Regions from separate parts of the Homo sapiens genome. Here region 2 is linked to region 1. A link is a loop called in an ENCODE intact Hi-C map of the cell type or tissue named here. Cell type or tissue: IMR-90. All regions are shown on one strand.

What was found. Peaks named below come from ENCODE experiments on the same cell type or tissue, not always from the same donor. Only the 100,000 strongest peaks of a DNase experiment are listed, where the experiment ranks them.
Region 2: it touches region 1 in a loop (5-fold over the local background); 18 of 110 quality-filtered maps call a loop at or near these places.

The regions. Positions count from the first base shown.
Region 1 is chr4:137,120,997-137,128,996 of GRCh38, forward strand. All of the region lies in intron 1 of LINC02511 (long intergenic non-protein coding RNA 2511), which reads right to left. Among named protein-coding and RNA genes, the nearest start is that of LINC02510, 69 kb to the right of the region's middle. In IMR-90, a CTCF peak has its summit at 3,480; a DNase peak (open chromatin) is centred at 3,515; H3K4me3 peaks cover 484 bases; H3K27ac peaks cover 184 bases.
Region 2 is chr4:138,171,913-138,179,912 of GRCh38, forward strand. It overlaps SLC7A11 (solute carrier family 7 member 11), which reads right to left. Exons shown (of 12, transcript NM_014331.4): 11 at 7,305-7,482; 12 at 1-105. The coding sequence ends at 44. It overlaps SLC7A11-AS1 (SLC7A11 antisense RNA 1), which reads left to right. Exons shown (of 7, transcript NR_038380.1): 6 at 2,560-2,695; 7 at 3,749-6,265. Among named protein-coding and RNA genes, the nearest start is that of LINC00616, 45 kb to the left of the region's middle. In IMR-90, a CTCF peak has its summit at 3,790; a DNase peak (open chromatin) is centred at 3,649; H3K27ac peaks cover 880 bases.

The DNA of each region.
Region 1 (8,000 bases):
GTCTCTCTCATATTCAGTATGCCTTGCATGGGCAGTACCAAACAAATTTCCATCAACATTGATAACTGTTAATTCCAATTAGCAGCTATTCCAGCCATATTACTGCATAGGGTAATTTGATACATGATTCCTACTTTCAGATGAAAGAAGGCTCAGAGATAAAGCTGCTCTTGTACTTGTCATTATTTGTGATCCCGATCCTCTACAGTCTTTCTATTTCCTAAATAGCCCTTTCCATTTGGGCAAATATCTGTGCCCTGGTACTTTTTATAGCTACTTTTATCAGCACTGTACTCATTTATGTTTTTATTTTTTTGTCTGATTTCTCCCTCAATATTTTCTGCGTTCAGATTTCATCTGGCCCATCTAATGCTGCACCTCTGCTTATTTTGTATTTAAATACTTCTCATTCAATTTTATATTACATTTGGATTCAGGATGAAAGAAAATCAGTCCATTAACTACAGATCATGATTGCAATTTAGCCTTAAACTACTTAGCTTTAAAACAAAACAAAACACAGAACTGTTGTTCAGAATTTATCTTACTATGTGTTTTACTAGCTATATTAAAAATATCTCTATTAGAGACTTATACAGATTCTGATGTAGTCTATTAAAAATATATAGATGAGGGATTATATTGCCATTTCCTCAGGTCTTTAAGGAATTAAGAAGCATATAGACTAATGAATGACTAAAGAAAACATGATACATATACACAATGCAATATTATTCAGCCATAAACAATAAGGAACGCCTGCAACAGCATGGATAAACCTGGAAGACGTCATGCTGAATAAACTAAGCCAGGCACAGAAAGACAAATACTGTATAATCTCACTTACATGTGCAATCTAAGAAAGCTCAACTCATAAAAGTAGAGTAGAAAGGTGACTTCAGGAAGTGGGAAGGTGGGGGACGTGGAGAGATGCAGGTAAAACGGTGCAAACTTTCGATTGCTAGATGAATAAATTCTGAAGCTGTATAGCATGGCAACTATAGTTAATAATACTGAATTGTTTACTTAAAATTTGCTAGAGTAGATCTTAACTGTCTTCAGCATGCCTCCCCCAACACATAAAATAGCAACTATGTGGGGTGATGGATGTGTAAATTGATTGTGGTAATCATTTCACAATTTAGACATAGACTCAATAATCATATTGTATATTTGTAATATATTGAAATTTTGTCAGTTATACCTTAATAAGGCTGAAAAATAAATATAATGATCTAAACATGTTTTAAAAAATGTATACAGACTTTTCGCCAGTTACTCGATCCCCACTTGGTAAATCTCAAATGATTATACACTGTATTCAAAACTACTAAATGTAGGTTTTACTTCTGGCATGAATACTAAATTGCAATATGATCTTATACAAGCTACTTTATGTGCATGAGCAATTTTTTTAATTAGTCAAATGAGTCCATAGTCATATTCTACTCATTGCATATTAAGAGAATGCAGATGCCTATCCAAAAAAGAATGATGAGGAAAGTACTCTCAGAAATACGCTATCATGTAATATACAAATAGTATTCACAGATTTTAAAAGGCAAAGTCAGTGAGTATTTTATATCAAATTCATATTTAAATATATAATGGTGGCTGAAGACAGTATCACTAATATATTCCAAGTATTTTTGCATAGGTAATATTAATTAAAATTCAATTTCAAACCAAGAGGACACCATTTTGTGTCAATATAACTCAAAACTAATTATATTACTTGGGATTTTAAAAAATAAAAGATTATAAAATTATTAGCAAGCATATTATCCTTATTTATATGCTCAATAATAAATGACATATTTGGCTTAAAGTATCTTTCCAGTTTTATTTGAAATATTAAGGAAATATATCTCAATCAACTCTTCGCTGGGATCTCCACATGTCTACAAGAAAAAAATCTGTAATCAATGAAAACATATCTGTCTGGATTCAATAACTAGAACTTGGGTGTGATTATTAAAATAGTTTAATTATAAATTTAGCTTTATTCTTCAAGAAGAAATAAATAATAAAAGAATTTGGTAGGCTGAACATCAGATAGCTGTGAACTTTAATTGCAAGGTAGGCATTTTGCAGTGTTTGTCTTTCTGAGAAATATTTTACTGTGATTAGGTAGAATTCTTAGGATATACCATCACTAGTTATTATATAATTGTATTATTTGTGTGTATATTTATGTTAATATTTTGCTTGCTTTGATTTGCTTTGGTTCACTTAGAATAGTCAAATTTTATAAAGTTGTCAGAATTACTCAGCGCAATGGTCAGTTTTATGTGTCAACTTGGCTACACCATGGTACTTAGTTTTTAGTCAAACAGTAGTCTAGATGTTGCAGTAAAGTTATCTTTCCGATGTGATTAACAATTAAATCAATAGACTTTGAGGAAGACAAGATTACTCTCCCAAATGTGAGTGGGTTTCATCCAGTTGGTTGAATGCCTTGAAAGGAAATTTGCCTTTAGATTGCCTTTGAGCTAGAGACTAAAACATCAATTCTTCCCTGGGATCTCAAGCCTGTCAACCTGACCAGGAGATTTTGAACTTTCTAGTCCTAATAATAAAATAAAATAAATCAATCTCTCTCTCTCTGTCTCCCTCTCTCTCTCTGTCTCTCTATCATCTATCTCTCTCCCTCTCTTCCTTGAGACACACACACACACACACACACACACACACACACACGCTACACCCCATATTGGATATTGGTATTGTTATTTTGGAGAACCTCGACTAATACTAATGGCTAATACACTAATACGTATGTGTCTGCCAGACAGAGAGAGAGGAGAAGGAGGGAGAGAGATGGAGACAGAGACAGAAGTAGAGCAGCTATTCTTGTTTATTTGATCTGTTTCTTTGTAGCAGGAAATATTCAACATTCATAACTTCGTGCACAGAGCAAAAAAATTAGTTGAAATGAAGACAGAACTGATTGTAAACTGTGTTATTTCCATTCCAATAAGTTCTTATAGGATTATTAGTGAGTATTTAAAGAAATCTACCAGCCATAATCAAAGCTATCAAAAGGAGGAATCCAATATATCAAAAAAGGAAAATAAACGTGATAACGACAGCTTTTCTTTCCAAAACAAGTAAGTAAAAGCCAAAGTAAATAGAATATCCTATGCCACGGCAGCAGGTAAATGCTTACCACGTTTTTCTAAGAATAAATGTTCTGCACACATTGATAATTTATATGTTTTTGGTATGAACATCTGTGGTTTAATCATTGTTTTTGCAGTAGAGCAAATGTAAAGCATATTTTACCTTAATTAAATCATTAAAGAGAAAATAGCCAAAAGCATAAGGCTTTTGAGAATGCTGATTTTAACCACATCACTAGGAATAGAATAGTACCTTGTTCTCTTTATAGCTGTGTTATAGCTCCCTGAGTAATTCAATTACAGTACAGCATTGAAGCCTATCTGCATAGTATTAACTGTAGTTAAGCTTTCCAGTCTCTAGAGGTCTCTGTACATCACTTTTTCACTCACTGCCATCCTTGCAGGAAAACAGACACTTCAGCTTTGTCTGGACAGACTGCAGCTCTCCAAGGAACTTAAATGTTTCACTACTGTGTTTTTCCCCATCCTCATATATTCTAACATAAATTAAATTATAAGGCTTTAGGTACAGTCAAAACAAAAGAGAAAAACGTTTTCTATTTATTTTTAAAATTTTTACAAGGAGAATGTTTCCTTTTTGTGATTATCTCAGGTGTCCCTATTCTGAAACTGTTTTGGCTACCTTGTTTCCGAAAGTGTACATAGTACTCATGATTCTGTATAGTATTATATATAGTACACAGGGTTTAATTTGACAAATATTATTTTCATTTATAAGTGCTTTAGGATGAGAAAGACATTTATTAATGCCACAGTTCTTCGTGAAATTACCTCGAATGCAGCACGAATATTGAATTCAACACTTGAAGATGATCGGCTCTTTCATTAACATTCTCATTTTTTACCAAAACTTTGGCACACCATCAGGGAATAAAACTTGCATATAAATTAGCATCTGCCACTGTGACTCAAATCCTGAAAACGGCAAATAAAGTAGAACCTTGTCTTCAAGGCTTAAGTTTCATTTTGCTTAGTTTCTTTAATAAGATTGGACAAACCCCTCCCCCTAGGATTCTGGTTTATGGGGAAAGCTGCGTCACGTTGTGTGACTTGCAAAGCTGGTCATATCTGTCATTGGGGGTTGGGGACCAGCAGGAGGCAAGCAGCATATTTTGTTATAGTAAGCAAAAAACATGAGTCAATGGGAGATCTAACAGTGCTGGGGCAAAGTTTTGACCAGAGTTCTATGCTATTGAAAAATGCTATTTTGGACATATGTAAAGTTATTTTCTAATTTTTGGTGACACTCAATATTTATGATCAAGTATCTCTTTTATTGCAAAAGTTAAAGCTTAGGATATATTGGACACTAAGAATAATACATATATAAACTCATCTAATCCTCATAACAATTCATCTTGTAGGTAGTATTATTAATAACTTCATTTTAAAGGTGAAAAAACTGAGGCAGATAAAGCTTAATAAATTTTCTCTTAGGGCTGCGGAAGTAAATGATGGAGCTGGAATTTAAATTCAGTCTGTTTTCAGAACCTGGACCCTTAACACCTAGATTCAACCACCTCTCAGGTAGATATATCCTTCCACAAATGAGGAGAGACATGGAATCAACCAATTGAATCAGCTGAAGGAAGTGCCTTGCCAAGTTTACGGTTGAGACCAGAGGCAAAAAAGAGAGAGCAAAAAACAGTGCAAAAACTTCAGAGGCTTTCTAATCAATAGCATCTCTGACAAAATGGCTATTTGATCCAGGTATTGTGCCATTAACTATAGACTTTTCTCTGCTTGGAGCAAAATATTAAAGTAGTATTCCTTCTAACGTCTTTTTTCTTTTTTTTTTTTTTTGAGACGGAGTCTTGCTCTGTCGCCCAGGCTGGAGTGCAGTGGCGCTATCTCGGCTCACTGCAAGCTCTGCCTCCCGGGTTCATGCCGTTCTCCTGCCTCAGCCTCCCAAGTAGCTAGGACTACAGGCGCCCGCCACCATGCCCAGCTAATTTTTTGTATTTTTAGTAGAGACAGGCTTTCACCGTGTTAAGCCAGGATGGTCTCAATCTCCTGATCTCGTGATCTGTGCTGGGATTACAGGTGTAAGCCACCGCGCCCGGCCTCCTTCTAACATCTTACTGCAGAAGAGATGTCATCTATTTTTTTCCTTTCTATAGAAGATAAAAGAGATTGAGAAAGAGAAAGAGAGATGTAGAGAGATTGGTGCCACATCTACACCTGTTTCATTGGTCTGTTTCTTTGTAACAGGAAATATTCAACATTCACAATTTAGAGTATGGAGCAAAAAAATAATTAAAATAACTACAAAATTGATAATATTTGTAAGTGTGGTATATCAATATTTTGTGATAGAAAAAACAAAGGCATGAGTTAGCCAAAGTTCAAATAAAAACTTTCACCTTTGCTTTTTGTGTGACCTTTGGTGACTTCCTTAGTTTAATTCCTAGACCTCTCTTCTATAAAATGGGAAAAAATATTAATAACAGTGCCTCCCTGATAGCATTGTGAAGATGAAATAAAATAAAATTGTAGCAGAATGCCAAGTAATCAATATTAACTTTGATACTACTGTGTTGATAATGGTAATATCTTACATTTAGTATTTATAATTAAGCTTGTTATTCATCATGTGAACAACTGTCACAATCTTCTACTTGTTCCTGTTCCCAAGATGTTCTTGCTGATTGTCAGTAGATGACTTTACAACTTATTTTAATGAAAAGGCTCAGGTGCCACCAAGGAATTTAGAATATGGCCTCATATTCAGCAAGTTCCAAAATGTTCTGCCACAGCCTTTGCTCTTGTTTCTCTCGCATTCTGGTTCGAGTTAATGTGAAATTTCCCACATCCTTGCTGATAATTACTGATCTTAAAACTAATTCTGGTCCCTCTGATACACCAAAATATCCATGGACAAAAATACATAAAACAATTTTACTCCACAAATGAACTTTACTTAAATTAGCAATATTACTATGCTCCAGGCTTTAAATCTAAAAATCGTCTAAACCATTTGACTGTTGAGTCGCCTTAATTACTTTCAATTATCATAAAATTTTGACGTTTTTTTAAATGAAATATTTTATTTTCTCATTTTCTCCACACTAGCAGAAACTGTTCACATGCAGTTTATTACTACCTCAAATACACAAATTGAAATGATGCCTTACTTAGATAAGAAGTATTAATTAAAGACCTGATATTTGGCCAATTACTTTGTGGGTACTGGCAGCTATAAAGACAAATCTAATATAAAAGTTTAGTTCTTGTTTTCAAGAAGTTTAAAATTTATGTTCAGAGACAAAAACTACAAATACAGTAAGCTATGAAATAATATAAGTTCTAAAAGAAAGTAGACTAAGGGAAAAATTCATCATTACTATTGAATGGAAGCTTTACGTTAAATCTCAGGCAGTAAGCAAAAGTTTTTATTTTGGCCTCACAATATAGATAAAAGTTGGACAAGCATAACTGAAGATCAGATTTCTCCATGAAGAATGCCATGTAAACTAAAGCTTGGTAGAAAAACCATGGCTGCACGCTGTTTAGCTATGAAAAATATCTTTACTATTCTATTTTGAAGCAAATTTGAAAGCCAAAAAACTAGATAATTTTAAGATAGGTAAACATGCTTTTGTTCATTTGTTTTGCTATTATCTCATGAAGCAAGTAGAAACATGAAAGATCACACTGTCTAGTACTTACAAAATAAAACTCCTCCACGCATGAACACAGTTCCCCAAAAAGACATTTGGGGGAAAGATGAAGTCTCTTTAGGAATTTAAAAATTACAAAAAGAAAAACATAACCTGTCCAGTGTCTGTAAATTGCTGCAGAGTTCGTAACATAATCTAAATGAATGTGATTGCCATATTTGTGTATTTCTAATATATGGAAATATTGAGACAGATTTCATCCAATAGCTGCATAAATTTTCCTGAAAATATGCTAACATTTAAAATGGAATAAAATGAAATGAAAAGATAGATAGTCATGTTCATTAATCTTATGTGTGAAAATAAACTCCATCATTGCCCTCTATCTGTACAGCCAGGATGTAAGATCCTGCTTATACATATTAAATTTACATACTTTTCTATTCTGGCACTTGCCCATTATTTGGCACCGCAGGGTGTCTTAAATAACTCTGGCCTAATTTAAAGAAAATGTGCGTAATGATCTCTACAAATTCTTTCAAAATATAGAACTCTGAATAATCTTTTACATTTACTTAATCAAAAGATATTTAAGTAGATAACAATCAGTCATCTGTAAGATCTCAAGTTTCTGCAATGTTAGTTTTTATTTATTTGACTTTGTTTTTGTTCTTACTCCTCCATCCCTTGCAATTTAATCTTTAAATAACCTATTTAGACATCTCTGATATTAATATTTCTCTCAGAAAATATGATTTTCTGTGCAGGCAAATTGGATTTTCAATGATATTATTAATCTTTCTACAATTTCCCAGTCTTCTGGCTCTGATTTCTTTAATTTATAAACACTTGTATTTTTTCTATGTCCTTCACATACTAAACAGATAGATTTTCTATTATAAATTGTGAGCTTTGCAAAGCAAACGTGAATAGCGATTACCTATAACCTTGCAATCTTTATATATGCACACCCACAAAGAAATTTAAATATGATTTCTTAAATTTACCACAGAAAATGTATGACTTGAAAAGAGCAGTTATCTCCACCCTTCACTTTACCCACACACATGCACAAATTATCTTGGTTAAATTTTCTCACAGATTTTAAATTTTCTAAACACAGAAGACAAGAGTGAGGTAGGGAGCAGGCTGGTTTGGGTAAGTAGATAATAGTAGATAAGTAGGTAAGTAGATTACAATCAGATTTGTGGAGTATATTTTAAATTGACTTTAATTT
Region 2 (8,000 bases), 1.1 Mb after region 1:
TGTCTCCCCTTGGGCAGATTGCCAAGATCTCAAGTCCATTAGTTCATAACTTATCTTCTTCTGGTACAACTTCCAGTATTATTTGTAATGTTCTGGTTATTTTCTCTACAAAGAAATAAAAATGAATTAAAAATGCATGGAAATCAGAAATGCATTAAAAATAGCAAAATATGAATTATTTTGGGTTGAATACCAAAAACACACAACTGTCTACTTCATAGAGCACTTTCAAGAATTATTTACTTCATTAGAATTCTATCATGCTCAATTAATTTATTTGTCACTTCTGTAACTTCCCATGATGGCTTCTCAGCAAGAATACATTAATATTTTGCATTCAAATAAGGATTTTTATTCATGGACCAGAAGGGTGAAAATATTTTGAAACAGTAGGACCAATATATAAATAAATGTTTAAAAATACACTTTATATCAGTTTAAAATTGGTTTATTCTTTTTGCACCTATGAGATTACAATCAGTTCCTCAGAAGAATCTGGAGGAGAATCAGAATGTAATTTTCATTCTCTAACTTGTAACATGTTATTGAGAATGTTGTCTTATCTCCTAGGGCCTAATTTGCCTAATCAGTAGAATGAGAGACTAAATCAGTGATTCTCAAAGTGCGGTCCCTGGACCAACAAAATTAGCATCAACTACCATACTAGAAATGCATCTTTTCAAGCTCGATCCTAGACCTACTCAATTAGAAACTGAAGATGGGGCCTAGCAGTCTGTAATTCTGATAGACACAAAAATGTAGGAACTGAGGGCATCCCAAGAAAGGCTGGCTCCAGTGTTCAGAAGGAAGTCTACCTTTTTTCCTTCAGAACCATTGAGCTAGATGATTTCTAAGGTCATTTTATCTTAGCAGTTCTAGAACTCTATGACCTTGGTTTCTGGGGACATTAGTTCTTGTTTGCCTCTTTTTTTGTTTTGTTTTGATTTTTTGAGGCGGAGTTTCACTCGTTGCCCAGGTTAGAGTGCAATGGTGCGATCTCGGCTCACTGAAACCTCCACCTCCCAGATTCACGCGATTCTCCTGCCTCAGCCTCCCAAGTAGCTGGGATTACAGGCATGTGCCACCACATCCGGCTAATTTTGTATTTTTAGTAGAGACGGGGTTCCACCATGTTTGTCTGGGTGGTCTTGAACTCCTGGCCTCAAGTGATTTGCCTGCCTCGACCTCCCAAAGTGCTGGGATTACAGGTGTGAGCCACCATGCCCAGCCAGTTTGCTTCTTATCTTTGTAATGAATTCCTACAGAACCTTTTCAATGTCCTGCTAGTCCTGGAGCTGTTTACAGCCTGACCTCTTGATGGTTTCAGGCCCAGATAGTCTTTCATCTGGACATAGAGTCTTTCTCCTCATTCATGGCTTGTTATCTGTAATAGCTCCTTTCAAGCCATATTTAATGACATTTTAAAAGGTATTTTTTTCAGGCCGGGTGCAGTGGCTCATGTCTGCAATCCCAGCACTTTGGGAGGCTGAGGTGGGTGGATCACCTGAGGTTGGGAGTTCGAGACCAGCCCCACTAACATGGAGAAACCCCATCTCTACTAAAAATACAAAATAAGCTGGGTGTGATGGTGCATGCCTGTACTCCCAGCTACTCAGGAGGCTGAGGCAGGAGAATCACTTGAACCCAGGAGGCAGAGGTTGCTGTAAGCCGAGATTGCACCATTACACTCCAGCGTGGGCAACAAGAATGAAACTCCATCTCAAAAAAAAAAAAAAGTATTTTTTTCATCCTTTTCTTCTGTGTTTGTCAAAGATACTGTCCTCAGCCCACTAATTTTACAGTCTATATTAATTGTAAAGGGCCCAGCACAGTCTCGGTAAATTATAAACTCTGAGTGTTTCCTAAATAAACTGTATTTTACACAGCCGACTCTTTACATTGAGATGTAAGTGCAGCATAAGGGAGCACTCAAGAGCAATTAAAGCCCATATTTTCAGAAAAGGGAAATGACAAACTTATTCTATAAAAATAGGCATTTGTGGGAAAAGGAAATATTAATAAATAGTAAAGAAAATGTAGCTTAGACAGAGAAGGGGCTAGGGATACGTGACAGTAGTTTAAAACAAACAGAAAAACAAGAGATCTCAGGCATCTGCAATGGCCAGATGTAAAGCAGTGATGTTAAAGAGACATCATCTACAGCCCTGTCTCCCCAAAGAGATCCTCCTGCCCATAGCCTCCTGAACTAATCTCCATGACTGCCCTCCACACCCAACATGAAAGCCTTTTCCAAAAATGTTTCTCTATATTCAGGGACCCCCAGATGTCTGCTATCTTAGACATCTTGCTTCCGCATGTCATAACATTGCCTCCATTCAGACAAATGAGGAGCAACTTAGATCCTGCTGCTTCCCTAATGTGTCATTCTCCTTCCTAAAAGCTTGGTTTGGGTCCGTTATTCAGTAGCAGCACATGGCCATAGAATCTCTCTTCTGGTTTTGCACACTTTCTGCTATCTTTCCTCTTCCTTTGTGTTTAATCAGCCCTGTTGACAATATCCAATGTGTCTTTCTTATGTGATCTCTCTTGGAATCTCAGGATTTGAATGACTTTCATCGTAATGAAGGCTTCTGCAGAGTAATTGATTTTGACCATGAGTACCTGTTGAAGTCACAGCAACTTCTCCTTCTAGATTATCTTACAGCAGTGGACCAGACAGCAGTGCTCAAGAGAGGCAAGTATGTCTTTAAGGAAGCTTCCTGCTTGCCGGGGAAAGCTGCAGAGTATGTGGCATTCAACTGTCATGTCTACATCCATGTTGAAAAAGTCTTTCGGCTTTAAGGATAATCAACCCGCGGTACTCTTTCTTTAAATAAAGGTGTGTTAATGAGTCTGCATTTGGTGTTTTCAGTAACTGTAAGGTACAGGACCAAATAACAGTTGTAGTATTTTTAGCTTTACCTTTCATGTTCAGTAGTTATTCTTGAAATAATTTGAAACAACAACTGACCCTGCAAAATTTGATTTACCCAACCATACCTGGTACCAATATGGGAACTACAGCAAAAATTGCCACATTTGTGATGTGGCACAAGGCCATTTTTTTTCTGGAAGTCTTCATAAGAATAATAGTATTTTTTTAAGGCTACAAATATTTTCACAAGCATGATCTCATTTTATTCTTACAATGAAGATAGTTTGGACCCCTAAGAAATGTAGGCAAGCTTAATTAACTTACATATTGCACTGCAGTCTTTGTGAACAGTCTGTTAAATGCATTATTCAGCTGTCAGTGATTTAACATAAATGAAGTTATCTTGACCCACTGTATGCAGCATATGCTTTTAGGACTCTGGAGTTGCAAACTCACTGTCCACAAAGATGCATTACAGTCATTCTGCTGGTGTTTCCCAGTCTGATTTTTTATAATCAAAGATTTTGTTTAAATAAGGCTGTCCTCTATCTCTCTCCCTGAGCAGGAGGGACCCACTTCCAGTCACCTCACTCAACCCCGTGACAAGGTTTGGCTGCTAAATAGAGACAGCCAAGTAAAACAGCTGCTGTGAGTCCTGGCCCAGGTTTGCCAGGTCTTGCTATCTTTGTGTATTTGCATATGTCATTGGGGTATCCGCCCCTTTTTCCTCGCGTGAGAAGCTTGTGTTTCTATAAGTAAATAAATAATATAACTAACCCACCAGAAGAATAAACCACTCTGTCACAGATGGCAGAAAAAAGCTTTCCGTGTATCTCACCATTCCCTTAAGAGCATGTTTTCTTTTCTCCCTAGAAATGCTATCAAACAAAAAGTGGTTCAATACTGGCATCCTGTGGCTGGAGAGATTTATCAAATCTCTGAAAATCTCAGCTCCTTGGATTCTGAACATTCCCTGGCTGTCAGTTCTCAGCAGCCTTTCACCATTTTCCGAGTGCTATTTGGTTACCTCTCATTTTTCATGGAAACAACCTAGGTAAAATGCATTTTGATAGACTATCATTTTCACAGGGCTGATCTACTCATGCATTATCAGGGTAAAAATAAATGATAATATAAAGGTTTTGGAATTTTACCTAATGAAAGAACATGATATTAAATCATTGAACAAACTGCTCCAAGCAAAGGCTCTTGGTCTCTAAGTTCACATTGAGTTTCTCTCTAACAAAATGATCATAGAGTAGTTGGGAGAAGGGACAGGGCGCTGCTTCAGGATTTTGTTGTTTGTGCGTCTGTGTGTGAGTGTTTTGTTTTGGCCAAAGGCTAAGAAAATACTTCCTATTGCAGCAATAAATATTATGAATTTTCTTTATTTTACTACAAGAATGCTGCCTCAGAGAAAAATCAAACAAAATTACGGAGGACTGTTGCTTTTTGCTACTCACTTTCAAGGCAGCTATAAAGATAAAGAGTTACAATGATCGCAGTTTAAAAGCAGAATTGCCATGCTCCCTGGTAAGACTTAATGGCATTTTTGAGAACCAAATAACCATTATGGGACTACTCCATTGCTGCTAGTTTCACAAATGGCTAACACTAAATTTGGAGGCCTTGGAAATGTTCAAAACATCATTAGAGATAGAAAAATAGCAACAAACTTTAAAATTACATGAACACCAAAAGACATCAATGAAGGATCAAGCATGAAAACCGCTTGTTGAGATGAACTGACAAAGAAATAATACAAAGTACACACGTGCTTGTTAGCAAGAGGAAAGAACTATTAGAGTTGGCTGACTCCAAACAGGAGGAACAAAATGCCTGCTAAAGTGGGATCGAACAATGGCTTTGCTCTTTCATCATGCTCCCTTTCTTCTAGTCTAACTCTAGGACCACCAGCTCTTTCTTCCTCAATTCTCTTAATTTTCTGTGCTGCTCAGGGGTTTTAACTGTCTTGGTTAGTATGGGAGACAGACAGATTTCACAGCGATGAGTGCTAATCTATCCTAAATGTTAGCAATGAATAAAGCAACCCTAATGGTAAATGGTATTTAATAAGATCCCTTTTCCCTCAGAACAGGCTCTATATTTAGTGTCTAGAACACAGAAAACTTAAAAATATTCCACAGAAAGCTAGTGTGATCTGAGAAGAAATAGAGATTAAATACTCAGTTAAGGCAATCAGTGTGCCTGTGTCAGCCATAAAGCACCTCATTTGTATAGTAACATTTCTTTGGGGAAACAAAATCCAGATATAAATATTAGTATAAGATCTAAAGATGCAAAATTCCAATTGAATGCTAATAAAAGGTATTAATAAAACTCTGCTTTAAAGGACTGACTTCTCAATGAGTCTGCACAGCACACTAGAGATTCAATATGCATATCAAGGTTTTTGGTTGTTTGTTTTTTTAGTAACACTGGCATTATTTATTAATAATTTAACCAGAAATCTCCCCAAACTTTTAACTGGAATTTAAAAAATTAATTATGGTAAAGTAAGTAAATTAAAACAAAGAAAAAGTATGAAAGCTATGTTCTAAACTCACCACATTCACCAGCGAGAATAGATCTGCCCTTCTGGCTATATTTGTTACCTACCTATCTCTCTCTCTCTCTCTGTCTCTCTCTCTCCCTCTCTCTCTCTGTCTCTCTCTTTCCCTCTCTCTCTCTCTCTCTCCGCCCCCCCCACTTCCACAAGGGATCCAGTCTAGAAAGAGCATGAACTTAGAAGTCCAGCAGATGTGGGTTCAATTCCTAGTTCTATGGTTTAAAATACATACACTCAAAAATAAATTCTCCATTTTCCTGAGCTCTGGTGTTCTCATCTGGACTTGGGAATAATAGCACCTCACACATCAACCTTGTTGAGGATTGCTTGAGATGATCATGTAGGGGAGAGGACTCAGGAGAGCCTCTGACAGAGAGATATGCTTTCAACACAGGCTATTCATAAGCACCCTTCCTACCTAGTCATCTACTATGTTTTCTCCTCCCCCAGTTTAACTGGTCACCAAGTCTTGCTGATTTTTCCTTTTAGTATGTTTCACTTTCTCTCAGACCCTGCTGATACTGCCTGTCTTCAGAATCCCCCTCAATTCTCATCAGGATTGCTGCAGTAACCACCAAAGTCAATATTCTGTCTTCAGCCCCAACCTATCTTAATCCATCCTCATAACCCCCAGGGTGATTCTCCTAAAATATAAAACTGCCTGAGTTTGACTTTCAGCTATTCTACTTTATATCTGTATGACTTGGAACAAGTGACCTGAATTCTCTCATGCTATAATTCAAAGCCTATTAACTGGGGATAATAATTTTCCTACCTCAGTAGGATATTATATGAATTAAATAAAGTCTTGTTCCTCTCCCTGTGTCCATGTGTCCTCATTGTTCTACTCCCACTCATGAGTGAGGACATGTGCTGTTTGCTTTTCTGTTCCTGTGTTAGTTTGCTGAGAATAATGGCTTCCAGCTTCATCTATGTCCCTGCAAAGGATATTAACTCATTCTTTTTTATGGCTGCATAGTATTCTATCATATTTATGTGCCACATTTTCCTTATCCATTCTATCATTGATGGGCATTTGGGTTGGTTCTAAGTTTTTGCTATTGTAAATAGTGCTGCAATAAACATACGTGTGCATGTGTCTTTATAGTAGAATGATTTATAAACCTTTGGGTATATACCCAGTAATGGGATTACTGGGTCAAATGATATTTCTGGTTCTAGGTTCTTGAAGAATTGCCACACTGTTTTTCCACAATGGTTGAACTAATTTACATTCCCACCATAGCACATGTATACCTATGTAACAAACCTGCACGTTCTGCACGTTTATTCCAGAACTTAAAGTAAAATTTAAAAAAAATTAAATGAAGTCATACATGTGCACTCACATGTGGAAGCTGCTATTGTTCTCTCCATTGTTCTTGTTATTATAATCCTTCATGAGTCACCCTTCCTTTTAAGGTAGCGTACAGTCATAATGTTTAAGGCATTTGCAGGCCACTGCCTAACTCCCCAACAAATCTCGTGTCACTCATCAAGTTACATATTATGATATAAAATCACTAAACTGCATTCAAACTAGAAGGAAAATAATTAGGTTAGTAAAGGATTCAAAGAGAGATTAGGTCGATTAGAGAACTACTGATAAAATTTCATCTAAAACAAAGCTGTTTCTCCTAAGAAGTGATTACAGCAGCCCAAACTAATATCCAAAAGGATTCAACGGCTGTACCCTAAATGTCCTTCCTGCCAAAAAGCAGTTCCAATTAAAATGCCATAATGTTCTCAAATCAATTGTGCCACTTACATTTTTAAATGTTAAGTATATTATGTATGCACACCTTTATGGGTTTTCTACATGGTGTTGCACAATGTCCTGAAAGTATTTAAAATTCTTACCCGACATTATTCTAAACCACCTGGGTTTCTTGTCCCATATAATAAAGAGATAATACGCAGGGACTCCAGTCAGAGTGATGACGAAGCCAATCCCTGTACTAAATGGGTCCGAATAGAGGGAAAGGGCAACCATGAAGAGGCATGTGAAGGAAAACAAAGCTGGGATGAACAGTGGCACCTGGAACACAGAACACAAAAAAGTCACTTCAAACATGTTCAAGCAACAGAAGCTGGGTTTGAGATGAGCGTGTCAGTCATGACATATACTTTAGTGATATGCTGTAGTCATGCGACCAGGTAACAGGCACCAACGTGCCTTAGTAGCAAAATCTCTTTCATGGTGCACAGATAATGTATTAAACGTACTCCCTTAAATGTAATTCAACTTAATTTAAATTGTTTTTAAATCTTTGGCTAGAACAAACTCTAAGGACAAAAATGGATACTTTATTAGAGATGTTCTGTTGGAATTATTTTACTAGTTAAATGCCATGATGATTTATGGTTTTGATTTTAAAAGACTGGCTCTTTGATAATTATGATTAGAACCCACTTTAATGTGGAGTCAAGAGCACCGGCTGCTTGTTACATGTTAAAGTCTTTCAGTGCATATTGATTTTTCTGTTGAGATCCACAATAATAACTGACAGGAATAAAACAAGCCAACTCCTATTCAACCGCTAATAAAGATGCCAC